Regions from separate parts of the Homo sapiens genome. Here region 1 is linked to region 2. A link is an interaction called in ENCODE POLR2A ChIA-PET data of the cell type or tissue named here. Cell type or tissue: MCF 10A. All regions are shown on one strand. Links, peaks and the distances in the headings refer to the core of each region. The heading gives the core; the rest is flanking DNA.

What was found. ChIA-PET counts read pairs that join two places held together with the same protein. Peaks named below come from ENCODE experiments on the same cell type or tissue, not always from the same donor. Only the 100,000 strongest peaks of a DNase experiment are listed, where the experiment ranks them.
Region 1: POLR2A ChIA-PET joins it to region 2 with 12 read pairs; 8 of 35 experiments call an interaction of 5 or more read pairs at or near these places.

What each region holds. Positions count from the first base shown.
Region 1 is chr12:12,966,660-12,981,610 of GRCh38, reverse strand. HEBP1 (heme binding protein 1) reads left to right here. Exons shown (of 4, transcript NM_015987.5): 4 at 6,132-6,741. The coding sequence ends at 6,303. GPRC5D-AS1 (GPRC5D and HEBP1 antisense RNA 1) reads right to left here. Exons shown (of 3, transcript NR_149067.1): 2 at 1,989-2,087. LOC124903100 (small nucleolar RNA SNORD88) reads right to left here and starts at 9,558; the gene lies at 9,468-9,558. In MCF 10A, for the core only: a CTCF peak has its summit at 5,711 (motif pointing right); DNase peaks (open chromatin) are centred at 5,040 and 5,740.
Region 2 is chr12:12,882,491-12,897,441 of GRCh38, reverse strand. It overlaps GPRC5A (G protein-coupled receptor class C group 5 member A), which reads right to left and starts at 5,880. Exons shown (of 4, transcript NM_003979.4): 1 at 5,778-5,880. LOC124902881 (a long non-coding RNA gene) reads left to right here and starts at 14,143. Exons shown (of 2, transcript XR_007063214.1): 1 at 14,143-14,447. In MCF 10A, for the core only: CTCF peaks have their summits at 6,556 and 6,756; DNase peaks (open chromatin) are centred at 5,241, 5,961 and 6,511.

The sequences.
Region 1 (14,951 bases), core at 3,313-7,312, 85 kb before region 2:
ATGTGACATTTGCACTAGGTGGGAAGTTTGGTTTGATTTGACAAACATTTATTAAATATCTCTAATATTTAAGCCACCTCATGTCCAAAAGCCTTGCCAATGATAAGATTCTGTGTCTCAGCCTAATTAATCACCATTTTCTCTCCCCCTGATAGCTGTCAGTTATCCCGTAAGTCTTTTATAAACTCCCACCAGGCAAGGGCTTCAGGCTGTTTCTCTGTAGATGATGCCCGGGTCAACACGTCTCATGCTGCCTTCTCTCCTAAGCACCAGCCTTATATTTCCAGCTCCCAGGAGGCATCACCACCTCAAGTATCTCCCAAATCAGCATGTCCAAAACACAACGCAGATTTCCACGCAAAATCAGATCCCTTTCTGTGTTCTCTGTCTTAGTGATGGTCCCCTCCCTCCTCCTACCCACCCTGTTCCAATGTCATTCTGACTCCTTCACTTCTGCATCTAATTATTGGCTCATCCTGGTCAGCTCCCAGCTGTCCCTTCCTTCCCTTCCATCTACACAGGTCTTCATCATCTCTTGCACAAATGATTGCCATGGTATTGGCTTCCAGCTCTCCCATTTCTGACCCTTCTAAAGTGTCCTTTTATCACCACCTGCCTAAGGCACAGGACTGATCACATCGCCTGTCTTTGCTCAGAAACTGAGCCTCCCCAGAGGCTGCTCAGCTCTGGTTGGGGGCCTCAGGCCCATCCAACCAGATGTTGGGGTTTGAACAAAAGCCCAGTTAGTAATGAGATGCTTCATTTCCACTAGGAGAGGGTGGATCAACTTTGGGTGCCAAATGTTTGACCAGGCAGTAAAGCCTAGTAAAAATGCCCTGTGATGGCACTGACCACCCTCCACACATAGCACCACTCCCATGTCAACCTGATCTCAGAGCGTCCCACCCACCACCACCCAACATGCCTCCCACCCCAGACACAACATCCACTTCCAGACCTTTGCTCATATGTCCCCAGCTCCTCTCAACCCTCCACAGCCTCTGTTTGTTGGAAGCTCTGTGAGGACAGAAGGTTGTCATACTATTCATTGCCAGCATCAAGAAGAGATATTGTATTTCCAAACAAGGTCACATACACAAAAAAAGTAGAGATGCTCAATAAATGCTTAATATCACCTCTTTCTTAATACCTTCCCTTCATGTTCTAAGTCAGAACCCATCATTCGCTATTCCTCACCCCCAGAACATTCTGGATGTACCTTCCACCTTCATTCCAGCATTTCCTTCCAGCCAGCATAATCTTTGCATGTGTTTCTCTCCTGACCACACTTAGAGCTCTCGAGGGTAGAAAGACATCTTTATCATCCTTACAGCTCTTATGGTGTCTGGCTTGCATTTTGTGCTCAGTGATGTTCAACTCAATAAGCACAGGTCCAGCCTGGTTGAATGAAACGCTTATTGTGTGAAGCCTCTCTTCCTGTTGCAGTGAGGCTGTCAGTTCCTGGTCTGATACTTCTTTTGCCTAGCACAGGGCTGCATGCATAGCAGACCGTACACCAGTGTGTGCTGATCCATTGATGTTAAAGTTTCGAAGTTGAATGGTCAAGCTCAGAGTCATTCTTCCTCCCTGCATGCCTGCACCAGACACTCCCTAAAAAATAACACATTATGATTTTTTGCTTCCTTGGACGAAAGCCCCACTTCCCTCCACTAGCCTTCACTATTGCTTGTGTCATCTTTCCCCTTTCTAACTCTTCCAGACCTTTTGAGTCAGCTCCTGTTGTGTTTCTGGAATCAGGGGTGTGTGTATGTTTGAGATTCCTCAGTTCCCATGGTAACCAAATTCTTTATTCAGAATACTGAGCTCTGACATTGGGTGAGATAAAACACTGCCCTGGAGGAGAGCTTCTTTCAAGATGAGGCGTTTATAGATAAAGACGTATTCACAGGCTTACAAAGATAATGTATAGACTTCACGTTTCTTTCTTTTAGGGGCTCAAAGCACTTTATGAGCATTTCTTAACTCACCTTCAAGTGCGCGCAGGAATTCGGAGAGCAGTGGGCCCACTGTTATTGTGCTCCATGTCCAGATTGGAAGCTGAGGCACGAACCAATGAGGCAAAGTGTCTGTGAACACAAGCAGAGTCAGCCAGAGCTAGGCTCCCTTCATACACCAGGGGATTCCGGGTAGGGTTCAGTTTCTGGCTTGTTTGTGCAGTTCTGTGATGGGAGTCAGTGTGGTTGGTTAAATTAGCAGAGAGGAGAACTCATGTATCTGTTCCCATAGCCCACCCAGTTTGTTTGTTTTCCAGTAAAAGGATTCTACGATGAAGCAATAGGGAAAATTTTATCTGCATTACCAGCATTTCAGTCTGCCTGGGAATAAATGTAAAGAATTGGGGGTTTTCCCGGAGTGAATTTTAGGACTCCCTGAGTGATGACATTCTCCATCTCACTCTCTGCTGGGTTTCCTTCTGCTTCTCAGCCCCTTCTCACTGTCCTTTGACCGGTCCTCTTTCTTCACCCACCATTTAGATATTAGGATTCTAAGGAGCAAGCTTCTGGCCTGCTGTTTGCACAACATCTCTACCACATGTCACTTCTTACCATGATTATAGCCAGTACCTACCCACTGGGCACTCCCAAGTTTCTGTCACTAGATCCTTCTCCTTCCCAAATTGGTATCTCTGACTCCAGTTCTGTCCCAAGTCTAAGGAGATTTTTACATGGTCAGACACACATTTAGATAATAATTGTTGCATGAATGTATTTCACAGAGGGCCCTTAATATTCATATGCCCCCCAAACTAAATCATGAACACCCCTACAGCTGCCCCTCCTGCCTAATGTTACTCTTCAGCCTTTAATCCCTATTCTGGTTAGCGGCATCTTCTTCTACCCAGAGGCTTAACTGGAAGCCCTGGAGAATCCTCTCTTCCTTCCTCTCTCTTACCTCCCTCCACATACAGGTACCTCTCAAATCTGCCTTTCTCCCACCTTCATCATCTCACACTTGGCTGTTCCTGGGCTCCGGTGGCCCCACATCTCTCAACCCCTTGCCATTTCCCCTGTCCCTCCACTGCCAGCAGAGGGATCCTTCCAAAGCACAATTGGATCGTGCCAGTCCTCTACTTTAAAACCCTTTCCAGGCCGGGCGTGGTGGCTCACACCTGTAATCCCAGCACTTTAGGAGGCTGAGGCGGGTGGATCACCTGAGGTCAGGAGTTTGAGACCAGCCTGGCCAATACGGCAAAACCCCATCTGTACTAAAAATACAAAAATTAGCTGGGCGTGTGCCTGTAGTCCCAGCTACTCGGGAAGCTAAGGCAGGAGAATCACTTGAACCTGGGAGGCAGAGGTTGCAATGAGCCGAGATTGCGCCACTGCACTTCAGCCTGGGTAATAGAGTGAGACTCTGTCTCAAAAAAAAAAAAAAAAAAAAAAAAAAAAACCCTTTCGTAGGTCTACCTGTGCATATAGGATGAGGTTCAAACTCTTTAGCATGGCATTCAAGGCCTTCGCATCTGGCTGCAGTGGATCCACTTCTCCTGTTTCAGTTCCCACCACTGTCCCCTCAGATGTTTATTATGTGAATGAGTGAGTGAAACTTATGTAACCACTTCACTCACTAGGTCCTAAGTGCTGTCATCTTTAGCTCTGTCAGGCTGAAGACATCACTTTCATTGTTTAGCCCAGAATTGTTCATTTAACCAAGGGGTCCAACATATTCAGGCACTGTGTTAGGTGCTCAGTGTACATCAGTGACCAAAAAATAACAAAAATCCTGCCATTGTGCAGCCTATATTCTATCAGAGGACACAAACCATAAACAATAAACTTAATGAGTAAATTATATAGTATGTTAAAAGGTGATAAGTGCTGTTAAAAAAGAAAGAAAGAAAAAGTAAAACATAGGAAGAAGATTGGGATGGGGTTAAAGAATGGGGTTTACAAGGTAACAAAGCATTTTAAGAATAGGCCTAATTGAGAAAGTGAGAATTGTTCATTGAGCCAGTTCATAATATTACTATGGTTTTTTTTAGTTGTATTTTGTGTTTTTGTTTTGGAGACAGGATCTCACTATGTTGTCCAGGCTGGAATGCAGTGGCTATTCACAGATGTGATCATAGCACAGTGCAGCCTCAACTCCTGGCCTTGATCAGTCCTCCTGCCTCAGCCTCCCAAGTAGCTGGGACCACAGGCATGCACCACAACACTCAGCTACATGGTATTTCGTTAGATTACCATCATGTCCCTCACCCTGGAGTCAGGGAATTAAAAGGCTCTTCTGAGCAAACTGCCAAGTAACAATAATAGCTACTGTTTGTTGTGAGCTTACTACGTGACAGGCTCTGCGCTGAGCAGTTTGCATAGTCTTTTCTCCTTTAATCTTTACAGTAGCCTTCGAAGATTGATGTTATCACTATCCCTATTTTACCAGTGAAAAACCTGAAGATTTGAGAAATTTTAGAATTAGCTTAAGACCTAGAAAGGGCAGCACTAGGATTTGAGCACACACTAGCCATTTTGCCTCTAACTGATGAAGGAAGACATTTGAGGAGCACTCCTTTGGAGCTTTCCAAAATCAGTATTTAAAGAGCCAACATTGTCCCTTTTCCTAGAGAACAGTTCAGTGTCACAGCACAAGTAGGGGGTGCAGAGAGCACTCAACACCTGCTTCCACCTCCAGCACTTGATTCATTTCAGACAAATGGTTCTCCAACTAAAGACATGGTTCATAAAAAACTCCAGTGTCTTACAGGCTCTTATTGCCTGAAAAAAGTCTTTCCTGGATGTTCATTGTCTGTCTACTAACCCAGTTTCCTCTCATTTGAACCTCAATGAAGCTAGAGCCCAACTTTCTTCATCTCCCTTATAATCTCTTCAATATATTTGAAGAATCAAGCCTCTGCTATTCAAAATTGGTCTCAGTTTCATCCATGTTCTGTAGCTGTTGTCTAGACATTGGAACAACCAATCCATTACAGAAAACATCCTGGGTGTTCACATCAGTGATGCTGCAATCCACATGCTGAATGCTTGTCCAGCATGACTAACCACTTGTAAAAGAGCAAAGCATGATTCAGAGGACTCCACCAAAAATAATGCATTATTTGGCCTAATCTTGGCCTGGTGCAAATTCAGACTTTTGAGTCATACAGCTCATTAGAAATCGGGATGTACTTGACTCTAATAAAAATTTTAGTGCAACCCAGATTTAGAGTGGTATATTTAGGCTAGGCTACAAGACAAATTTTGGAACAGAAGCACATGACGTAAGGGAGAGAATAATAATCTTGAAAAGAAAGGCTTTATTGCTTCTCTGTCCCCAATTTCTGCCATCAAAAGAAATACCAGATTTAGGAACAGTCTCTTTCCTTACTAGAAAAAGAAGGCTTTCATGATTTGAGCAGAAGAAAGGATTTATGAGAAGTGATTTCTTTATTTGGGGCATGTTTAAAGCTTGTGTGGGGCCCTCCCAAGTCTTCCTTGGGTCTTTGCCTTTGTTAGCTCTGAGATTTTTACTTTTTTAGTTTTGGTTTTTGGTTTGTTTTTTTTTTTTTTTTTTTTTTGACACAGGGTCTTGTGTTGCCCAGGCTAGCCTAGCTCTGTTTTTAAATGAAGCTGCTACAAGTCACTGCTGTGATGAACTCAGTCACTAGAGCTGCTCTGCTGTGGAAGGGGCATTAGCCACCATACTCACTGCAGCTCTGCCCGAAGTCCCCTGTAGACTTCCTCCTTCCAGAGGTGGTGACAGAGCAGCAGAAAAGAGGTACAGCCGGGCAGTAGAGGGAGCCAGAGAAAAGGGTGAAGGCTTGGCCTTTGGGAAAGCAAACCTGCTGTCCCCTTGGGTATTTCAGGAAAGAAAGGGAGGCTCACGTTTATACTCAGCTACTGTTTCAGGCCCCGCATTAGAGTTTTTCACGTCCATTACTGCTTTTAACACTCAAAACTCTAGAGGAAAAAGAAAATATATCTCCTTTTTCAGATGAGGAAACTGAGGCTCAGAGAGGTAAAATCAACCCATCTAGGAAGTGGTGACTCAGTCCCCAGTCTTACCACTCTAGCATGCTTGTCATAATAAACATGGTGAGTGACTTTTTTCTAAAGATCCCCCCTCTCTCAGAGGTCATGTCCTTTCGTAACCAGCCCTTGCTCTTGAACCCCCAGGCAGTTTGGTGGTTATGCCAAGGAAGCAGACTACGTAGCACAAGCCACCCGTCTGCGTGCTGCCCTGGAGGGCACAGCCACCTACCGGGGGGACATCTACTTCTGCACGGGTTATGACCCTCCCATGAAGCCCTACGGACGGCGCAATGAGATCTGGCTGTTGAAGACATGAGTGACCCACTGAACCAAGAACTTACTGGAAGTGTGCCTCTGTGTCTCCTTCCTCGGGGGTAAGGAGGGGACAGTGCTTCCCAAGTTCCAGCTGCAAGTCCAACTTAACCAACTTTCCTTCAAAGTCAGTTACTGCCAATTTTCTGAAAAAAGCATGTTCCATATACTAAGTCTCTTTTCTCACAGTAGGAAATAATACAGCCAAGATATGCAGCATCCTTCTCATTGATGTAGAAAATTCTGCGATAGACCAGAAAAATCCTGGCAGCTTTTCTCCAGGCATCTGGGTCACTAAAAACTGATTTTCTAAAATTATTGGATTTGTATTTTGTTATTAAGGGGGAAAATGTGATTTGTGCCTGATCTTTCATCTGTGATTCTTATAAGAGCTTTGTCTTCAGAAAAACTAAAAATAAAAGGCATTGACTTAAACAGCTGAGACAAATCATAAGTGTAATTATTTCCAAGGTTCTACAGTCCTGAAGGTAATATAGGTATGAGTACTATTGATGGTGTTTACCATTGCAGGAACCCTATATTTAGAGCTCCCAAGTCCTTCCGAATATAAACGCAAAGATACCAGGACACACACCATCCCTAAACTAGACATTTCCCATGACTGTTATGTAGCACTCTGTGATTATAAGTTGAGGATTTTGTTTGCAGCTGTGGTCTGCGAAGGGTTCCAGGAGTCACAAGAGCAGACCAAGAAGAAAAATCATTGCACTATGGTGCACAGACTACCCTGGAGACAGGAGATTTTCCAGGAGGATTGGTTTAGGGGGATGAGATGAGAAGCAGCTGGGGTCCAGTTTCATTAACTGAAGAGGATAGGAAGGAAAGAAAAGGTGCAGTTTGGCCTGCAGAGAAGGACACAGATGCAAGGCTGTGAGCAGGAAGCCGGATGGCAGCTGAGCTGGAGCAGAGCCCGTGAGTGAGCAGGGGAGGATGAAGCTCTCAGTGGGCCCCAGGGCATGTAGGAGGTACTCTGATCCTCATAGTGCATCAGGGCCCCACGCTCTCAGCAGCCCTCCCTACGACAGCTGGACAGGTTTTCAGGGAGAAACCCACCTTAGCACCCACCCACACCCCATTTGCTGTTTCTATAGGAAACAGAAAAATGAGCTTTAATCCTCACCATGAAGAGTTCTTACTGGACATAAAGTGGGGTTTCCTAAGGAGAGGAACAAGAGCTATATGTCATCATCTTTCCTGGAGTCCTTTCAGCAGTCTTCTGAGGGATGGGCCATGACCATTTCTGAAGATCCAGGGTGAAAACCGTCAGCCACCCAGCCTTGACTATCAGACACCATGCCAAGCACTTTGCATGCACTGCCCCACTTATTCCATGGGCAACTCTGTGAGAAAGGTACTGCTGTTCCCACACACAGGTGAGGAAGCTGAGGATTCCACAGGCTCCCACACTTGAGAAGCCTTGGAGCCAAGACAAAAGTGCAGCCACACAGGCCTTATTACATGTCAAGGAGTTTAAGTTTTGTTTTAAGAAAACTGAAAAGTGCATGGGCAGCTTTGAGCAGGAACGTGATACTGTCATGTTTTAGAAAGAAAGTTCTGTCTACAGTATGGAAAATAAACTGAAAAAAGGATATGACTGGAGACAGAGAGACCAGTCACAAGACTAAGAGAAAGATGATGGAGGTCAAAACTAGATCATGGCAGTGGGGATGGAGAGAAGTAGACAGTTTGGAGCAAGAGAAGAGGTTAACAGGACTTGGTGGCTGACTGGTGAATGAGATAAGGAAAAGGTTTGAAGAGGAGCAGAGCATTGCTCCAAACTATGCCACTGTGGCAAATTGGTTATTTTGAGCTGAAGGCAATGGAGAAATGGCAGATACAGGAAGTGCTGTCTGCCCTCCCCTTTTCTACCTAAAAGCAGTATGTAAATTTCCCCTGAGAAAGGTGCTCTCATTCTACTAGGAAGAGGAGAACATGCTTATCACCAGGGATGGGGAGTCAATGCCAAGATGAGTCTGTACAAACCTTATTAAAATTGCCCTTCTCTTCCATCAGTTTCCCCGATATGTTTCCTAGTCACTTTCCCATCCCCCTTCCAGCCCAAACCCCTTTTTCCTTTGTCATGTCTCCACAATGTATTGTTCTTTGTTAAAATGGTATATAATTCTCAAATCTAACTGCTTTAGAGTTTTCACTTTTTTCTGTGAAGTCCTCCATGCCACATAGAAATATTAACATCAGATAAAAATCTATATTTTTTCCTATTAATATTTTTTCCCTGTTAATCTGTCCGCAAAGGTTATTTAGGCCTGCAGAGCATCCAAGTGAGGCTATCTAGTGGACAGTTGAAAGTGTGGGTCTGATGCTACAAATAGAAGCCTAACGTGGAGATGTGTTTGGACATCACAAATATCTAGATGGAGTAGGTGAATTATGAACTCTCCCAAGGAAAGGCCAGGAGTAAGAAGAGAAGAAAATCTAGGTAAGGACTCAGGAACCCTAATATTTACAGACAAGCAGAAGAAAAGAGCCGACAAATATTGTTTAAAAGTGGCTAGTTATATAGGAGAAATGCCAGAGAATAAAAAAGGAAGAAGGTAATCAGTGTGTATCAAACCACTACATCAGTAAGTGCTACTGACCCAAGTCCTAAATCATCTTGAAGCCATCTCTGCTGGTACCATCTTAGGATGTATCACCATCATTCTTGCCTGAAGTCCTGCAACAGCCTTCTAATTGGTCTCCACATTTCTGCTCCTGCCCCCTTGGACACATTTTCTACACAACTTCCAAATGGATCTTTGCTTTAAAATTCTTATTTTGCACTTAGACTAAAATTCAAACTCCATTTTATGACCTGCAAGGCGTTGTGTGATTTGGCCCCTTCTGACTACTTCTTTCTTTCCAATCTCTCCCTTAATACCCTTCTGCCACAGTGGACTTTGAACACACACAGCCCTTTTTTGCCCTAGAGCCCTTGCACTAGCTGTTTTGTCTGCCTAAAACCCTTTTCACTTCCTTTTCAAATGGCCAGGTTTTCTCATCCTACAGATCCTAACTACCTCCTCTTCAAAGAGGCCTTCAATGGCCCCTCTAGCTAAAATAGAGTCAGCCTCCCCTATAGTTCTCCATCATACCATTATATTTTTGCTTTTTTCATAATACAAACCACTGTATAATTATTTTCCTTTTTCTCTCAGATCCCCAGGTAGCCATGGTCTTGGGGAAAACTGTGTCCTCCGGAGTGATCAGAGCCCAGTGCTGGACATCATGGAATGTAATTTTTTAACTTATTCATTTCCTCTTTTTTTTTTTTTTTTTTTTTTTTGTCTCTCACACAAGACTGTAAGTTTGATAAGGAGGAGCCCCATACCTGCTTTGTTCTCCATTGTATGCCCAGCACCTAGCTCAGGGATCTATCATTTAAGAATGCATGAAACTGTAACAGAAAACCAACAGTAGCTTAAGCCAAGAAGGTTTTCTTTTCCCACATAGCAAGAAATCCAGAGACAGGTTCAGTACTCAATGCTGATGTCTCTGCACTTGCCTTTCTCTCTCCCTCAGGGCTGCAAGATGGCTGATGCAGCTCCTGCCATCTCATCCATGTTTAAGGCAGGAAATTAGGGAGATGAGGACAGGCTGTATCAGTTGCATCTGTCCCATTTTATGAAGAAACAGAAGCTTTCCCAAAAGTTTCCCCATCAGAGTTCTACTTTTATCTCATGGGCCAAAACTAACATACAGGGCCATCCATAGCTGCAAGAGAGAGTGTGTGTTGGGTTTTGTAGCCTCTATAGTGAGGAGCAGCAAGGAAGAAGAATATTTAGAATGGCTCTGAGGTAGCTGATCAACAGTGTCTTTTGCAAGGAGACTATGTAAAGATGCGTATACCTGAGGTCAAGAGTTTGGGAAGATGGGAAACAGCTGGAGAGATGGGTTGAGGCCAGATTGCAGAGGATCATAGTCTTCAATTCTATATTCTCACTTCTTTTTTTTTTTTTTTTTTTTTTTTTTTTCTTTTCTTGAGAGAATCTCACTGTGTTACCCAGGCTGGAGTGCAGTGGCGTGATCTCAGCTCACTGCAGCCTCTGTCTCCTGGGTTCAAGTGATTCTCCTGCCTCTGCCTCCTAAGTAGCTGGGATTACAGGTATGTGCCACCATGGCCAGCTAATTTTTGTATTTTTAGTAGAGACGGGGGTTTCACCATGTTGGCCAGGCTGGTCTCGAACTCCTGGCCTCAAGTGATCCACCCGCCTCAGCCTCCCAAAGTGCTGGAATTACAGGCATGAGCCACCACACCCGGCCTATTCTCACTTCTGAACCAAGCATATGAGCTAGTGCTCAGGAGCAGTAGCGGCCTCCCCTCATGATGTCTCCTGCTTCCCCCATCTCTCCTCTCTCCCACTTTGAAAACCCAAAACAGTGGAGCATGGTCAAGATGAGGAAGGGAGGAAGCATCTTCAGTCCCCTACCCACAGCGAAGCCATAGCAAGTGACTGGATGATAGTGATAGAGTGAATTAAGAGAAAAAGGGATTAGGAGCTAGGAAAATGAAGGAAGTTTATCCTTGTTCTGGACTTAAGAATGAAAAACAGAACCAATGAGACTAGGATTTCTAATTGTCCATCTGTGGATTAGTAAAGCAATCTTTTTTCCTGATTCCCAGTCATCCTCTTGTCAGTATCTTTCCCAAAATACACTGATGGAAAAACCCTCTGGCCCCATCTCACTCCTCTCTAGGGCCTGGATTAGAGCATACAGCTAATATTTTAGATTGTAAATTGGAAAGCAGTAACCAGGAGAATACAGATATTAATAAAATCTAAACTGTACTCTAGGTTTAATGCTCAGGACCACAGCCTTAAGGCTGCTGCCTCGGCCAGGCGCGTTGGCTCACACCTGTAATCCCAGCACTTTGTGGGGCAGAGGCGGGTGGATTGCTTGCGGTCAGGACTTCAAGAGTCACCTGGCCAACATGGTGAAATGCTGTCTCTACTAAAAATACAAACATTAGCCAAGTGTGGTGGCATGTGCCTGTAGTCCCAGCTACTCAGGAGTCTGAGGCACAAGAATCATTTGAACTCAGGAGGTGGAGGTTGCAGTAAGCCAAGATCGCACCACTGCACTCCAGCCTGGGTGACAAAGCGAGACTGTCTCAAAAAAAATAAATAATAAATAAATAAATAAATAAAGCTGCTGCCTCTGCAGATTAGCATATATAAGGATGTTTTCCCTCCTCCAGAAGCCATCTTCCCGAGGCATGAATATTCCTTGTATGTTTTGTGAGCCTCACCCAGTAAAATTTGTTCTGGATGTCCCACAGCACAACACCACATTCTCATGCTCATGTGAGTGTTTAAGGGCCCTGGGTGACTGTATATAAATACAGTGGAAGGCCTGGCTGAGCTCAGGGAGTTAGTTGGTCATCACTTGTTTAAGAAAGACCTCCTTAATTACATTTGGCTTCTCCACTCCTGAGTAATGTTACTTTGATCTTGAGCACAGTAATTAAAGTTTCATAGCATGCCGCATTGGTGGGTATATAGTTGATTGAATGCCATGGATCTTGCCTTTGAATTTATATTTCTAACTAGCTCTAGCCTTTTTCCTTAGAAGTAATTTTGTTTCTATAGCAACATTATTCTAGAGGAATTGGGGACAGACCCAAACAATATCCGCAAATTCAGAATCAAGAATCAAACCATGTAAGGTGGAAATGCCAGAATGGGCTGAAGGTATGGCAAAAATTTGTGTAGGCAATGAAGAGCTATTGCATAATCAAACTTCGGGTAAAAAGACCTCCTCTCTCCTTGGCAATGAATTAATTAGACCCTCATCAAAAAGTCTTTTTTTTTTTTTTTTTTTTTGAGATGGAGTCTCACTGAGTCGCCCAGGCTGGAGTGCAGTGGTGCGATCTCGGTTCACTGCAACCTCCACCTCGTCGGTTCAAACAATTCTCCTGCCTCAGCCTCCCGAGTAGCTGGGACTACAGGCGTGCACCACCACACCCAGCTAATTTTTTTGTATTTTTAGTAGAGATGGGGTTTCACTATGTTGGCCAGGCTGGTCTTGAGCTCCTGACCTCAAGTGATCTGCCCACCTCGGCCTCCCAAAGTGCTGGGATTACAGGCATGAGCCACCACGCCCAGCCAAAAAAGTCGTTTCAAGAGTGGGCTCAAACCCCAGCCTCTTCTCATATCCTGCCTCTTGCTCCCTTTTGGGTTCCTTACCCTCCAGCAGCACTGGAATTATTGCTGGTTCCCCTGGCAGCCTCCCCACCGCCCCTCCTTCATGCCTTCACTCACACTGCTCCCATACCTACAATCCCCAATCCCTTTAGAGTCCAGCTCAAACGTCTTTGAATTCTTCCTTGGTCTCTTCAGGAACACTCCTTTTTCTCTATGATTTATAATCCCCACCCCACACCCATAGCATAAAGGATGTGTGCACCATAGATGCTCAGTTGTATTAATGTAGATTGGCTGGAATTTTAAAAAAATAAGAGCTACTGATAGCTAATATTCATTGAGCATTCACCACGTCCCAGGAACTGTGCAAACTTGTTACATGGACTACCTTATGTATTCTACACAGCCCTATGAGGTGTTCACTAGCACTGTCATCTCTACCCCATGTACAGATGAACTGGGGCAGCTTTGGGAGGCTCATTAGCATGCTCCAGGCTACGCAGATGATCCGTGACAGAGTCAGAATTTGAGCCCATGCTCTTATCTGCTCTGCAGTACAACACTAAATGCTTAGTTCAATGGCTGGTTTCCCTGGCTGGCAAGAAAGGAAATAAGACAGGGTGTGAATCTACCAGTGAGTATGCTGGGTGGGTGTTCCCTCATCCCTGTATAATTTACTCCGTGGCTCAGCCAGAGTGGCAGTGAGATAATCCCTGTGTCCCTAGGGTATGTGCCACTGCCTGGAATTTAGATGAACAAACTCCATGAGATCAAAACTCCAGAAGCAGCATAGATACCCAGCAGCAACCTATTTGCCGCTTGTCAAATTAGCAGCCCTTGTTTTCTCTCATATAGTAAAACTCAGCTAAAAGAAATTCTTATGCCACCAATACAAACACAAGACTATTGCCCCTTCTTACATAATGTCTATGACATACTTCTGAATATATAATGTATGTTTGTGATCCTGTTGTCTCTGCTTACTTTTTAGAGCCCTTTCTTAGGGGCTAGCAGATTGTGGATTCACACCAGGGTGTCTGCCGGTGTGAGCAGAATGTGTCTTATGAGGGGGGCCCTAAACTGGAGGCAGAGCCCAGCAAAGCCTCAACCATTCTAAGAATCAAAAGGAAGCTTCAGCACTTGGATGTATCTGCAAAGGCTCCACGGAGGAAGTGGACTTACGAGAGTTGATTTAATTATTAGGAGAAGAGGCTTCTCGGTCATTGGGGAACACTACCCTTGCCTCCTTCCCTCTCTCAGAGGATGAGGTGTCCCACCTTCCATCCAAAGCTCATTGTGTCGTCTGTGCTGGGGGCCAGGTCTCTCACTTGCTCAGGAATTTCATTCTACCATCTACTCTGTCCTTGTTATTTCAGTCTCTCCCTGGTCTCTGCCTCCTCCTTCTCAACACAAATTCATGCTCACATCTCTTTAATTAGAACAACAAAAAACATCTTCCTTCAATCTAATCTTGCTTTCCAGGTACATCTCAGCTCTCTCATTACCTCTATAAATTGTCTTACAAATGACTTTACACAGAGTGTTTACATCCTTCCCCCTCATTTCCTCCACTCATTGACATTTACTTTCTCTGAAACTGATCATCATGAAGTCCAGAATAGTTGGCCTTTATCAGGCTGAACAGCTTCTCTGTACTGTTCAATACTGAGACCTCTCCTTCTCCCTGGTATTCTTCCTCTGGTACCTGTGACCTGCCATTCTCCAGGTGCACCTGCCTCAGACTACCTCCCCACTTCTTTCATAAGCGCATCTCTCCATGCCCAGCCCTAAATGTTGGTGTCCCCAGGACAGGGTTCTCTACCCTCTACTGGCTGCATCATGTCATTGTGCCCACTCCCAACAGCAGGTCATCCATGACCATGAAAATCGTGCACATGGGTTCTGTGACCATCCATGACCTATTGACTCCTATTTATTTACAGCCCATCTCTCTTCTTAATTTTTTTCTTCATCTCATCTCCTTTCAAAATGTCACCCTCAGGTATGCGGAAATAAGAAATGGGTTCACTGCTGAGACATACACTGAACAATTCCTCATTGATACAAAAACGTAACAAAAATTCTGGGTTTTTTTCAGACGGAGTCTCACTCTGTCACGCAGGCCAGAGTGCAGTGGTGCAATCTAGGCTCACTGCAACCTCCGCCTCCTGGGTTCAAGTTAATCTCATGATTCTCGTGTCTCAGCCTCCCGAGTAGCTGGGATTACAGGCACGTGTGCCACCATACCTGGCTAATTTTTGTATTTTTAGTAGAGACGCGGCTTTACCGTGTTGGCCAGGCTGGTCTCGAACTCCTGGCATCAAGCAATCTGCCCGATTAGGCCCCCAAAATGCTGGGATTACAGGCGTCAGCCATTGCTCCTGACCTAAAATAAACATAACAAAAGTTGTAAAAGTGCCATTTGTAAGGGCTTCTAAGGAATGGATAAGATCCACCCTCTTTTTGGGGTCTTTTTCTAGTAGGA
Region 2 (14,951 bases), core at 4,320-8,319:
GGAAGGGAATTTGGGTTCATTTAAGGTCTTCTCATGCTCTTTGCCTCAACACATGAATTATTCTCCTAACCAGAAAGATCCTCTCCCTCCTATTTATGATCCACTTACCATATTTCTGCAAAACTTTGCCCAAGATTTAACCTCTATCATGAGTTTTTTAAATTATTATCATTATTACTATTAATCCTATGGCCTTTTTTTTTTTTTTTTTTTTAAGACAGGGTCTTGCTCTGTACTCCAGCCTGGGAGTACAGTGGCATGATCTCAGCTCACTGCAGCCTCTGCCTCTCAGGTTAAAGCGATTCTTGTGCCTCAGCCTCCTAAGTAGCTTGGATTACAAGCATGCGCCACCACATCCAGCTAATTATTATATTTTTAGTAGACGCAGGGTTTTGCTATGTTGGCCAAGCTGGTCTCGAACTCCTGGGCTCAAGTGATCCACCTACCTCAGCCTCTCACAGTGCTAGGATTACAGGCGTAAGCCATCACACCTGGACTTGAAATCCTATTGCACTCTAAATGTGTCGATCTCTTCATGGTTTTTACAATTAAATATTTCTTGGCACTCAAGTTTTTCCATATCTTTGTTATATATTACAAATTAATATCACTGCTGAGCTGCCTATCAGACAACAAGCTTCTTTGTGGCATCTATCTCCTAGGAAGATAGGAAGGTGGCGTGAGGCACCGTGCCTGGCCAGACAACAAGCTTCTTAAGAAAATAGAGCAAACTTCTATTTGTTGGTATCCCCCTTACTCTGTACTCTACACAGTGATTGCTGAGCAAATGCTTTGGACTAAGACTGAGTGCTGAATATTTACCCAAAGCAAGTTATTTATTGGCAAGTGTGAGTAATGGGGAGGAAAATTTTTTGGAGATGAATATGTGCTGATGTTAATCCTCGTATTTCTACCCAGGCTGAGTTCTTCTAAGGGAGAAGTCCTACAGAAATCCCTCTGCCCTTGATAAAGGATTATTTATAAATGCAAAGCGTCTACAGGGAAATCTCCAGGATCCCCTATTCTGGGTAGCCATCCCAACTCTGATGACATAAAAGTGATGAATCATGGCAATAACTTATGAATAACATCTGAATAACATCACTGAATTGAGTTTCTATGCAATAATGAGAGAAAATAAGTCATCATAGCACCACAGGCAGATCAAAACAAGTATAACCACGGTGTTCATCCCAATTTCTACACTTCCAGATAGTTCCCTGGGCGTATTACCATCTTCCTGTTACTCTAAACGAAACATGTAGACTTGATTAATGTGAATATAAAATGAAATACTGGAAATCATCTTTTTAAATAAAGCTTAATATTTGAGTGAAGCTTCTAAATCTCTTATGCCCGAATTCAAAGAAATGAAATTTCCAGAAAATAGGAAAATAAAGTGAAGTCCTCTACTAGTATACTATCCTTTTTTTTTTTTTTTTTTTTTGTGAGACAGAGTCTCACTATGTTGCCCAGGCTGGAGTGCAGTGGCGTGATCTCGGCTCACTGCAAGCTCCACCTCCTGGGTTCACACCATTCTCCTGCCTCAGCCTCCCGAGTAGCTGGGACTACAGGCACCCACCACCACGCCCGGCTAATTTTTTTTTTTTTTTTTTTTTTGTATTTTTAGTAGAGACAGAGTTTCACTGTGTTAGTCAGGATGGTCTTGAACTCCTGACCTCGTGATCTGCCCGCCTCAGCCTCCCAAAGTGCTGGGATTACAGGTGTGAGCCACCGCGCCGGCCCTCTACTAGTATACTATCTTAAGGCTCTCAAAGATCCCTTCATTTAAATATCTTATTCTGATACATAAGGGTAATATTCACTGGATCCAACAAGTTCAAAGCTAAACTGATCACCTCTCCTTACAAGCCTATCTTTCAAAGCCCTGAGAATGGCACTACCATCTACTCAGTTGCTAGTAGATCTAAAAATATGATATGATATATACTGTCTAATGCAGAAGGAGATGGAGACAACCAAACCATATAGCCTAAAATTAGATGACAATAACAAGTAACTATTATTACAAGAAATGTAAATGGTAACTATTTTGAAAAAAAAAAAGACTAAACTATATCATACCTAGAAGAACCTAACCTAAAACAAAAAGATACACAAGAGTTAAAAGCAAAAGAACAGAAAGAAATGAAAATAAAAAGAAATACTAACATAATATTTATTTAACAAGTATTATGTGTCAGACACAAAGTTAAGTAAGTTGTTCAAGGTAAAATAATTAAGTAGAAGTTAAGGTTTTAATATCATACAAAGTTGTAATCAAAGCAAAAAGATATTATATTGACCAAAAGGCTTGTTTTATAATAATTAGGGATGCTCTACACTGAAGATAAAACCATCCTGGGCCGGGCACGGTGGCTCACGCCTGTAATCCCAGCACTTTGGGAGGCTGAGGCGGGCAGATCACGAGGTCAGGAGATCAAGACCATCCTGGCTAACACGGTGAAACCCTGTCTCTGCTAAAAATACAAAAAATTAGCCGGGCATGGTGGCGGGCACCTGTAGTCCCAGCTACTCAAGAGGCTGAGGCAGGAGAATGGCGTGAACCCGGGAGGCAGAGCTTGCAGTGAGCCGTGATCGCACCACTGCACCCCAGCCTGGGTGACAGAGCGAGACTCTGTCTCAAAAAAAAAAAAAAAAAAAAAAAACCATCCTAGACTTTTATGCACCAACTAATATAGCACCAAAATACGTAAAACAAAAAGTACTGAAGGCTGGGTACAGAGGCTTACACCTATAATCCCAGCACTTTGGGAAGTGAAGGCAGGAAGATTGCTTGAGCCCAGGAGTTTGAGTCAAGCCTAGGCTACATGGCAAAACCCCATCTCTACAAAAAATTTAAAAATTAGCCAGGTGTAGTGGTGGGTGCCTGTAGACCCAGCTACTCAAGAGTCTGAGGCAAGAGGATCACTTGAGCTTGGGAGGTGGAGGTTACAGTCAGCCAAGATTGTGCCACTGCACTCCAGCCAGGGCAACAGAGCAAGACCCTGTCTCAAAATAAATAAATAACTGCTGAAAATACAAGGAGAACCCAAAGGCAATACTATAGTTGCATGAGACTTTCATACTTCTTTACCAGTCCTTGGCAGATAAAATATACAATATGAATAAGAACATGGTAAAATTGTGTAAATGTTCTATGGATACTTAAATAGAAATATTCTCTATCTTCATATCTTATTAGATCTCCATTACTAATCATATAATTCAGATCCTCTATATCAGTGATCAGCATAGATTTTCTATAAAGGGCCAGGTTATAAGCAATTTAAGACTCTGCAAGCCACACATTTGTAGCATGAAAGCAGCATAGATGATACATAAACATATGAGCATTGCTGTGTTTTAGTAAAATAGTGGATTACAGGTTGTGGCTCATGCCTATGATCCCAGCACTTTGGGAGGCCGAGGCAGGCAGATCACCTGAGGTCAGGAGTTTGAGACCAGTCTGGCCAACATGGTGAAACCCTGTCTCTACTAAAAATACAAAAATTACCCAGGCGTGGTAGCGGGCGCCTGTAATCCCAGCTACTTGGGAGCCTGAGGCAGGAGAATGGCTTGAAACCTTGAAACCGGGAGGCAGAGGTTTCAGTGAGCCGAGATCACGTCACTGCGCTCCAGCCTGGGCAAGAGCGAGACTCCATCTCAAAAAAACGAAAACAAAAACAAAACAAAACAAAACAAAAATCACTTTATTTACAGAAAGAGGCTATAGGCCATATTTGGTCCATGGACCATAGTTTGCCATCTCTACTCTATTATGATTGCTTAATAGGAACTATGGTCCATGGTCCAAATGGAACATTTGCCAAAAATGAGCATATTTAGAATACAAAGACAAATCTGGAATTAGAAAATAAGAAATGTGCAGACCATATAGTCTGACCACAGTGCAATAAAAATGAGAATAAAAGAAGCAAACACCCTGAACTACTCAGGAAGTCAAAGATTCCTCAAGCAAAAATACTCCTCAATTTATTGTTTACTATACCACCATATTAATTCCTCAGCTTAATCTTGGGACTTTAAATAGTAGTGGACCCAGAATGAGAAGAATAAAATCACGCCGTCAAAATTGTTCTTCATACCCTGTTGTCTTCGATTACCATTCAAGACTAGAATACAAAAAAGCCAGTTCTAAAGGGAACTTCCAAGGCGACGTGTGCAGATGGAGAGGGGCCAGAATCGAAACACAGGAGGGGAAACTGGGGGCCTCCCCAAGACCCCTATGAGGAACTCAGGCCCAGCCCCTTGCCTGATCACAGTTCCATGTTCCTGCGGAGCTGGGAGGAGAAATCAGTCTTCCTGACTCAAGGTTGAGAGCTCTTCCCGGGAAACCAAAGGGTTCTGCTCATTCCATTCTGCCCTTGAGGCACTCACCTCTCCACGCCCTTGGAGAGGTCCCTTGTTTCCCACGTAGCGCCTCTCCCGGCCCTTCCTTCCCCTCATTCCTTCCCTCACCTAGCAGACACCGGCATGCAAACCTGGAGGGTGTGTGCCCCCTCCGCCCTCACCCCTCCCGTGGTCCCTAGCCCATTGTGTCTGAAGTAGCTGAAGTGTTCCCCTTCAGGAATGAACCCACAGCAGTGGCTGATTCGGCCGAACCCTTCAACAGGTGTGGTGTTTACACAAGCCTCTGAGGAGACAATCAGGAATGGAAAGAAGTCAGGAATGGAAAGTCCTTCAAATTCCTTGATTCTGAGCAGGTTTCAGCTGTTAGCTAGCCTTTCCCATGGATGTTTAAAGCTATCTGTGGCCGGGCGCGGGGGCTCACACCTGTAATCCCAGCACTTTGGGAGGCTGAGGCGGGCAGATCACCTTAGGTCGGGAGTTTGAGACCAACCTGACCAACATGGGGAAACCCCGTCTCTACTAAAAATACAAAATTAACCAGGAGTGGTGGTGCATGCCTGTAATCCCAGCTACTCGGGAGTCTGAGGCAGGAGAATCGCTTGAACCCGGGAGGTGGAGGTCGCGGTGAGCTGAGATCGCAACATTGTACTCCAGCCTGGGCAACAAGAGTGAAACTCCATCTCAAAAAATAAAATAAAGCTATTTGCCAGCCTTCCCCATGGATGTTTAAGGGACCAGATGGAACAGCATCTATGCTATTCCCAAATCCTATCCATAAAGTCGGTAGTGGAAGGTGCACTCTCAGCGCACATTCAACTTTCATCTGTCCCAGGTTTCTGAGCAACTCAAGGCACACCAGAGTGGAACTGACCGCCCACACATCAAGAGAAAAGGGATGGGCTTCTAGATCTAATTCCCAAAACTCAGAAGGGCTTTTTGCAGCATCTGGGTAAAATAGTAGCTGTCACCGTGTCCTCCCTCCTGCCCCTGCCCCTTGTTTCCCACTCCCCCTCCACTCCCAGTACCTTCGGGTCCTCTGAGATCTTTCTCCCTCTATTCTTTTCCTGCAGAGTGATCCCAGAGCTGCTCACCTCCTGCCTGGCCGGATTCCATCTACTCAAAGTTTGTAGAATGTGTCCGAGCAGAAACTATTACCCTGATTATCTCTTTGCTCTCTGCCTCTATCTTAGCCTAGGAAACCCGCAAAGGGGAAAAAAAAAAAAAAAAATCTGAGTTGTTAAACTAGAGGAACTGTTTCCTAGGGAATTTTTTTCTCATAGCCAACTGTATTCCATTACCAGGATTTCTCTCCTCTTCTATCCCACCCCTCCCAACGCCCCGCTCTCCCCAGACGATTTAAATCCGGAGGCCCCAGCGCTCTGGGCTCCTGGCGCCTCACTTACCCTAGTGCCAAGGCGTTGGCCGTGAACTTGGTGCTGCTTCCCGCGCGCAAGAGGGCAGCAGGCGAGCTCCTCAGTGCTGGGGGAGACCTTGGACAGCTATCCCGCCCTCGCACTCTGAGCAGTTGTTATAAAGGCGGCCCTCGCCGGAGGGAGGGAACGAGCGAGGGGTGAGCAGAGGGACAAGGAGGGGGAGGGTCGAGGGAGAGGACACGCCTATTCCAGTTCCACGGCACTTCATGCTGTTATGAAAATAAAGTCCCCGTGCCAGGGAATGACCCAAAAACCGTCTGACGTCAGAGGCACAGTCACCCCTGGAAGCTGGGCGGGGGTGACCACCCGGCCCTGCCCAGCGCATCGGACTCCTCCGAGACGTGCTCACGCGCTGGTCCCAGGGCGCCGGCTACGAGAGGGGAGCCGGAGCAGACCAGCTCCTTACGGGCCCCGCCAGCTGTCACCTCCCGGGGGAGCCACACCCGCCTCCCCGCAGGCACTCGGGTCCACCCGGGGCAAGGGCCCAGCCCGCGAGATTGCAGCAGCTCCGCCGTCAAGTCCAGCGGGACAAGCCAGCCTTCCTCCACTTTCTTTGACCTTAGCTTAGCCTTTCTCTCCATCACTCTCCCCCAGCCACTGCCGTATGGGAAGCCAGGCTTCAGAAAAAGGAGGCAGCCACCTTCTCAGGGCTCCCCAGCCAAAGCCACGTGAAAGCCAAGGAAAACTTCCCCCACCAGGTCCGTAGTTAGCTCAGCAGCTCCACCTGTCAGAGTCTAGACAGGCACCATTAGTGCTGCCCTGGGGCTGAGAGATCAGTATCTCTCCTTTCCTAACTGCCTCTCCTAAAGCCTCGACAATGCAGGCTGATTGAACGGGGGCGCCAGATGAAATTATGAAATGAAGGAATTTGCTTTGGTGCCTGGTTTCCCCTCCCTCCACTGCCCACTCCTCTTCCAGGATCAAGCCAATCGGACCGAAACTCGTCTTTGTTTACGTGTGGAACGATCCTGGAGTGGCTGCCCGCCTGTGTCGGGGCTCAAGCCAGGTTCTACCCCATGCCACGGGGAGGCAGGAGGGACTCTGTTTTTAAAGTGGTTATCAGCGCGCTTGGTAAACTAATCTGGATTATTCTGCATATGAAGAAATGGGGGAAGGCCCAGGGCTCCCCAGCTTTCTCTTCACTTCTCCCCACACCCCAAGTCTCCAGAGCCTAAAGTGCTTTTAAAATGTGACCTACTGGAGACTGTGACCCCACCATTGTTAGGTTTTTATTTCACTCCCAAAAAACCACAGGCAGTGCCTTGAGTGTTGGAACACTTTGAGGTATGCAGCCCAGGGGTCTGTGAGTCCACCCATTTCACACCTAAGACTCCCAGGGGTGTGTGTGGCAGAGTGGGGGTGGGTACTGAGAGACTGGTGGGACTGCAAATGACAGTGCTTTATAGTGTGTGCCATCCGCTAAGTCAGGGCTTCTCTCCGGACCCCAGCGTTCTCGTCTGTTCAAGAAGTTGAACTAGACTACCATTGTACAATAGAACTATAATTCAAGCCACAAACATAAGCCACATTTGTTTTTTATTTTTTGTGTGTTTTTTCTTTTTTAGACAAGGTCTCGCCGTCACCCAGGCTGGAGTACAATGGCACAATCGGCTCACTGCAGCCTCAATCACCCAGGCTCAAGCTATCCTTCCACCTCAGCCTCCCAAGCACCCAGGACCACATGTGTGCATTACCACACCTGGCTAATTTTTTTGTTTGTTTCTTGTTTGAGACACTCTCACTTTGTCACCCAGGCTGGGGTGCAGTGATACCATCATGGCTCACTGTAAGCCTTTACCTCCCAGGCTCAAGCAGTCTTCCCGCCTCAGCCTCCCAAGTAATTCTTTTTATTATTTATAGAGACAAGGTCTCGCTGTGTTGCACATGCTGGTCTCAAACTCCTGGGTTCATGCCATCCTCCAGCCTTGGCCTTCCAAAGTGCTAGGATTACAGGTGGGAGCCACCACACCTGGCCCACATATGTCATGTTAAATTTCTAGCCACATTAAAAGAAGTACAAAGAAACAGGAAAATTAATTTTAATAACACTGTATATTTTTTACCCAAATATGATCCCAAATATGATCATTTCAACATGTAATCAATATTTTTAAAAATATTAAGGGGCTATTTTACTTCTTTGGTTTCCAACTATATCCTCAAAAACCCAGTGTGTCTTTTATATTTAAAGCACCTGTCAGTGTGGACCAGCCACATTTCCATTGCTCAAAAAGTGTGTGTGGCTTGTGGCTACCACACTGGATAGTGAGGACTAGTTGTCCCTGGTGGCTCTTCCAGCACGGAGTCTGAATCACCATGTCTAGGGTGAGTTTCATGACATCGAGCAAAAGACGTCAAGTCTGAGGATGGTGAAAGAACAAAGATGATGTGGTTTTGGGGATCCTACCCTATCTCTACACCCCCTCCCCAGGACCACATTCCCATTAGGTCCTCCTAATGAGAATGTGATGAGTGTATTTGATCTTTCCTTTGTTCACTGTTCTCTGGATGGTATCTGTCTGGCAGGTCCAGGGTGTGTGAGACAGAGAGCATGTGTGGGGATGCTTGTTCTGAACCTGTCTTCAGTCATTGCTCTTCACTTTGCTATTGGCTTTGTTTGTTGTTGTTGTTATTCTTAGAGACAGTGTTTCACTATGTTGCCCAGGCTGGAGTGCAATGGCTATTCACAGGCCACCATAGCTCACTACAGCCTCCAACTCCTGGGCTCAAGCCATCCTCCTGCCTCAGCCTCCTGAGTAGTGCCATTGACTTTGGATGTCCCACCTTGTCCTCTTAGTACTCTCTTTTCTACTCTCCTCTTAACCTCTTGGTCTCCTCCTATCCCTTTATGGAGACACCTGCCTGCACAAAGCCAGGACTAGATGAGGCCAATGAGGCAACCAGAGCACAGATTTCAAGGAGGCACTCCACAACTTTAAGAGTGAGTGCCCCTTTAAATCCTGAGCTCTAGTCCCCTTGCTTGCCTCTCCCAGTCCCGGCCCTGCACCTGTGTCCCTGGGGGCTGGCTCTCTGGAAGAAGACAGGGAGGACTAGGGCAGGTGGAATAGCTGAGTGATTCTGGGGTATCTGAGTGATTTTGAGATGCCCCAGAGGAGAAGAAGGACAGGACCAGTAGATGGAATCATTCACTTCCTAGGTCTCTCATCCTATTAAAATGGTCTGCAGACCAAGGTTGAGGGTTCTTGGGAATAAATGAAAGAAACAGTAGGACGGGGGTCTGGAGACCCATGTTTCACTCCCAACTCTAGTTATCATCCTTAGAGTGTCACCCGGTTGAAAGTGATGGGTAGCTTTGTTGAGCAACACAGAAGAAAGCTCACCAGACTGGAAATGAGGAGAGGAGAAGAGAGAGCCCCACAATAAGGGCGCCATGTTCCCCCAAAAAGAGAGGCTGATCTGATGGTGTAGAGGACCTTCATTCAGCTGCAAGGCCAGCAACGTGTGGGCAGGGGTTAGGGGGCCTATGGCCCAAGATCACGGGCCTGGGTCTGCCTCATTCAGGAAGTCCCAGAACTCAGTCCCTGCTGACCCCTTCCCTTCTGATGTCCACCAACCATCACCACCGAGATCCCCACTCTTGATTGCAGGAAGGAAGCAAGAAAAGAGACGGCTCTGCCAGTGCCCTGATCCTGACCCCCTTCCTAATGCCGCCTTGGAATTCCCGGCTGCAGGACCTCAGGCCTGGGGCTTCCCCTTTCTCTCCCTTTGCTTTTTTACTGGCAGGATGGAAGGTGCTACTTGTTCCCTTCCCTGACCTCAATTAAATCTCATATAAGAAGTACCTGAGTTGGTTGGAGGAAGGCGGAGAGGAATTCCATTTCCTTAGGTTATTACTTTATTGGAGCTGCTAGTGTCGGTGAACCACAGCTCCTGCCAGGTTCCTGCTAATAGTGGTTCTTCCATTCAATCACTGGAAGCATTTGAGAGCCACCTAAGCACCATGCATTGTAGGGAATACAACAGAAGTACGAGAAAGACCATACTCGATCTTTATCCTCTGAAGGGAATGTCCGTTTATTGAGTGAGTCATTTAGCAACTATAAATGGTCTTCTATGTAACTCTGCTGGAGAATCAAAAGAAAACTGCATTTAAGAAGCTCAGTGTGGGCCGGGCACGGTGGCTCACACCTGTAATCCCAGCACTTTGGGAGGCGGAGGCAGGTGGATCACCTGAGGTCAGGAGTTCAAAACCAGCCTGACCAACATAGTGAAACGTCGTCTCTACTAAAAATACAAAAAAATTAGCTAGGTGTGGTGGTGCATGCCTGTAATCCCAGCTACTTGGGAGGCTGAGGCAGGAGAATCACTTGAACCTGGGAGGCAGAGGTTGCAGTGAGCCAAGATCGTGCCATTACCCTCCAGCCCGGTCAATAAGAGTGAAACTCCATCTCAAAAAAAAAAAAAGAAGAAGCAGCTCAGTCTGGTGGAGAGATGGGCAGTAATCAAACAAAAACAATGCATTGTGGGCCAGGCGCGGTGGCTCATGCCTGTAATCCCAGCACTTTGGGAGGCCGAGGCAGGCGGATCACGAGGTCAGGAGATCGAGACCATCCTGGTTACCACGGTGAAACACCATCTCTAATAAAAATACAAAAAATTAGCCAGGCGTGGTCAAGGGCGCTTGTAGTCTCAGCTGCTACTCAGGAGGCTGAGGCAGGAGAATGGCGTGAACCCGGGAGGCGGAGCTTGCAGTGAGCTGAGATCGTGCCACTGCACTCCAGCCTGGGCGACAAAGCAAGACTCCATCTCAAAAAAACAAAAACAAAAAAAAACCAAAAAAAAAAAACAATGCATTGTGTGAGGTGTCACACCAGAAAAAATGCACAAGGACCACGGTCAGGCACAAAAAGCTGCAGTCAATACTCACCCCGGAATTCAGAGTAGGCACTACTGAGGCAGGGAGGCTTAAAGGATGAGTTAAGGCTTTTCAGATGGAGAAGAGAAGAGGGGCAAGGATCAGGAAGGGCATTTCATGCAGAGGGGGCAGAATGCACAGAAGCACAGAGGCATGTGTCAGCCCTGCCTGTTAAGAAAGTGTGAGCACACACCGGGCATAGTGGCTCATACCTGTAATCCCAGACTTTGAGGCAGGAAGATTTCTTGAGTCCAGGAGTTCAAGACCAGCCTAGACAATGTAGTGAGACCCTCCTCACTACAAAAATTAAAAAAAAATTAGCCAGGCCTGGTGGCATACACCTGTAATCCCAACTACTCAGGAGGCCAAGGTAAGAGGATCACTTGAGCCCAGGAGGCTGAGGCTGCAGCGGGCTATAGTGGTGCCACTGCACTCCAGGCTGGGCAACAGAGCGAGACTCTAAGAAAAAAAAGAAAGAAAGTATGAGCACAACCTGTGGGCAAGAGGAGAGGCATCTGGCCAGTGTCCAGTGGCCAGCTTGAGTCTGGAGTCCCAGACTCAGAAGCAGAGGGGCACTGAAGGCATGAAGTAGGGATGGTCACAATGCCATGTGTGAGAGGAAGAGCCATTCCTGTGGCCCTAAATCCAATAACTGGTGTCTTTATAGGAAGAGAGATACAGAGACACAGAGGAGACAGACACACAGAGAAGGCCTTGGGAAGACAGAGGCAGAGCCTGGAGTGATGCTGCTACAAGCCGAGGAACCCAAGACTGAAGGCATGGGATGCTTCTCCTTCAGAGCCTCCAGAAGGAACCTACCCTGCCTACACCCTGATCTTGGACTTGCACCCTCCAGAACTATGAGGCAATACGTGTTTTTGCTGTTTTAAGCTGCCCTGTTTTTTGTACTTTGTTACAGCAACAATACACCTTTGAAATGTACACCTTTGAAATTTTTGCATATGCCAGCATGTGACATGCTAAAAAGAGTCCACCTAGCACAGCAGGAGTCTCTAGGGCTTCATCTCCAATGCCTTGGTTTCATCCCCCGCCCCTCCCTGCCGCCCCCCCGCCCCACACCCAGTCCCCAGGTGGAATGGAGACAGGAGTGGCACGTGCAGAGGGCAAACACGTGCCTGCTGAGTGAGAGATGACACCTGAAGCCCCGGAATGCAGTCTGTAGGGAACCCTTGCGGTCAGGAGGCTGGCCAGCCCCAGCGCTGCCTCTCAGGGGGCCTCTCATTGTTATCAGGCTATTTTAAAAACTTCCCCACCTTCTCTGGGATGGACTTTAAGATTGCACTCATTCCCAGGGTCTTAACTCCAAGGAAATTCATAAACCGAAGCCCCTTCGCTGAAACCAGAGAGGTGCTACCAGTAACCCCACGGCTGGGTTAGAGAATCCCATTAAGTACGCAGGCTGGTTCAGTGACATGAAACCCAGCGCAGTTGTGGGATTCTCCTTCCCACTCCATGAATCTCCTCTGACTTCTCTCGCTCTCTCTCTGAGGCTGTCTCAGGGCAGGGAGGGGAGCCAGTGGCTAGGAAGGCTCATACCTCAGCCTCATTTTTGATCAGGCCTCATAAATCAGTCTGTTCTTCTGGTTCTTGCTGCTTAAAAGCCTTTGCCTGACCTAGAGGCAGTAATTGGGAGTGAACTTGAACATTGGAGTTAGGAAGAACTGGCTTGAACCCTACTCAACAGCATGATGGTCTTTTTCCTCATCTAAGGAAAGGGCACTCACCACACTGAATTCACAGGGTTGTGGTGAGCATCAGATGTAATTTACATCTAGCACTCAGGAGATTTTCAGTAACATTTACTCACCCGCTTTTGGATTTCTGACATCAAAGGCAAGAAGGAAGGTAGCTTCGTGAATCGGCACATAAAGACAGGCGGTGGAGCTGGCAAAACTGCCTTCCAGCCTCTCCCCTTGGTCAGGCCTCATCCTCACTTCCTCCTCCACAAACACTCCTATGCTTTCTTTTTTTTTTTCTCGCTCTGTCACCCAGGCTGGAGTGCAGTGGCGTGACCTTGGCTTACTGCAGCCTCCACCTCCCAGGTTCAAGCAATCCTCCTGCCTCAGCCTCCCGAGTAGCTGGGACTACAGGCGTACGCCACCACGCCCAGCTAATTTTTTGTATTTTAGTAGAGATGGGGTTTCACTGTATTGCCCAGGCTGGTCTCGAACTCCTGAGCTTAGGCAATCTGCCCACCGCTGTTGTGATATTGTAAAGGCTTATGGGATCAGTTTTGGGGTGAATATTTGAAACTGGGATGATCCCTTAAAATGTTATAATCTCTTACTTTCCCCAGCAGAATTCTGGAAGTGCTTTCTCATTAATTCTCTTTCCTACTTCACGGTAAAATCACTCGTGCTGGTGCGGCTGAGTGGGATGGAATGGAACACCCTGACGGTGAGGCAAGAGTCTGGTGACACATCAGGTGTTAGGATATAGAAGTTAACATGAAGTTTGCCAATCCCCAGAGGAGTTTAGAATAAATCAATCATCATTTATCCAAAAAGGGAAAATATCACAGAAGCACAAATGATAATATTTTCTATCTCTTTTTTTTTTTCTTTTTTTGACAGTCTCGCTCTGTCACCCAGGCTGGAGTGCAGTGGTACAATCTTGGCTCACTGCAACCTCCGCCTCCCAAGTTCAAGAGATTCTCCTGCCTCAGCTTCCCGAGTAGCTGAGACTACAGGTGCACGCCACCATGCCCGGCTAATTTTGTATTTTTAATAGAGACGGGGTTTCATGTTGGCCAAGCTGGTCTCGAACTCCTGACCTCAGGTGATCCACCCGCTTCGGCCTCCCAAACTACCGGGATTACAGGCGTGAGCCATCCCATCCTGCCTCCATCTTGTTTTTATCCTCTATGGCACCATCTTGCACAAGTTTGAAGTCATAGGCTTTTTTCACAATAGTTCACAGGTGAGATGATTCACTTAGAGTTCCAGTATAGAACACAAATTCCTTGCTCTGCCTTCAAGCCACAACATTTATCCCCCAGCAAATAAAAGAAGGTGAGAGAAATGAAAACACTTCTACTCTCATTGACTGGAACAATCCAGAATTTCAATATAGGGTGACAAGGAACACCTTCACTTTTGAAATTGTTCTCAAATAAACTTGCTTTATTTGCTCTCAGATCTTGCTCTCAGATCTCCTGTATCCCTAAGGGGCTGGGCTGGGCTAAGACCTGTAAAAAGAAAAGTACATTGTCTGAAATTTACTTGATGAGTCAGTGGAACACAGAAAAGCATTTCTACCAAGATAAGAAGGTCAGTAAACAAAGTTAATTCTCCCCCGAGCATAGAGGAAATATTTGGCTTTTCAGTGCAGACTGGCCTGAGGTTTTTAAATATGTTCTTTGTTGTTTTTTTTTTTTTTTTTTTGAGACAGAGTCTCGCTCTGTCGCCCAGGCTGGAGTGCAGTGGCGTTTTCTTGGCTCACTGCAAGCTCTGCCTCCCGGGTTGACACCATTTTCCTGCCTCAGCCTCCTGAGTAACTGGGACTACAGGCACCCGCCACCACGCCTGGCTATTTTTTTCCATTTTTAGTAGAGACGGGGTTTCACCATGTTAGCCAGGATGGTCTCGATCTCCTGACCTGGTGATCCGCCCGCCTCGGCCTCCCAAAGTGCTGGGATTACAGGCATGAGCCACCGCGCCCGGCCTTAAACACGTTGTTTAATACAGCCTCACTCATGGTTTCCTGAGGCATCTGAAGAATGAAACACCTCAGGGAAGACAGAGGTAAGAACCAAGTATTGATTGAAGTCGTACTGTGTGCTAGCTCTCCTTTTGAGTACAAAAGGACTATGGAGAACTGTTCATGTATTCTCTCTACAAACTTGTATAAACCAACTACTGCATGCCAGGTATGGCTAGTGTTTTAGATGAAACTGAATCAGTAAATAAACAAACAGGCCACCTTCAAATAAAAAAAAATCACCTTTGCATCAAAGTGTCCTTAGTCTCCTCTCTTGGGTTAGAAAATCCGATTACCACCTTGTGCTGCCTGTTCTTTTGGTTGCTAAGTTTATTTGGTGTGTTGGTAGGGGAATCCCAAGGAAAAAAGTCAAAAGGGATAGGGGTGGGAAGAGACAGGCTCAGTCTGCTCTCCCAGGCCATGGCTGAGTCTATTCTAGCCTTGTCCCAGATATGGGCCAGTGGCGCCAGCAGACACAAGATATTGCCTGGGTTCTTTAGGTTTTTTTCCCTACCCCGAGATGGGGTCTCACTCTGTTGCCCAGGCTG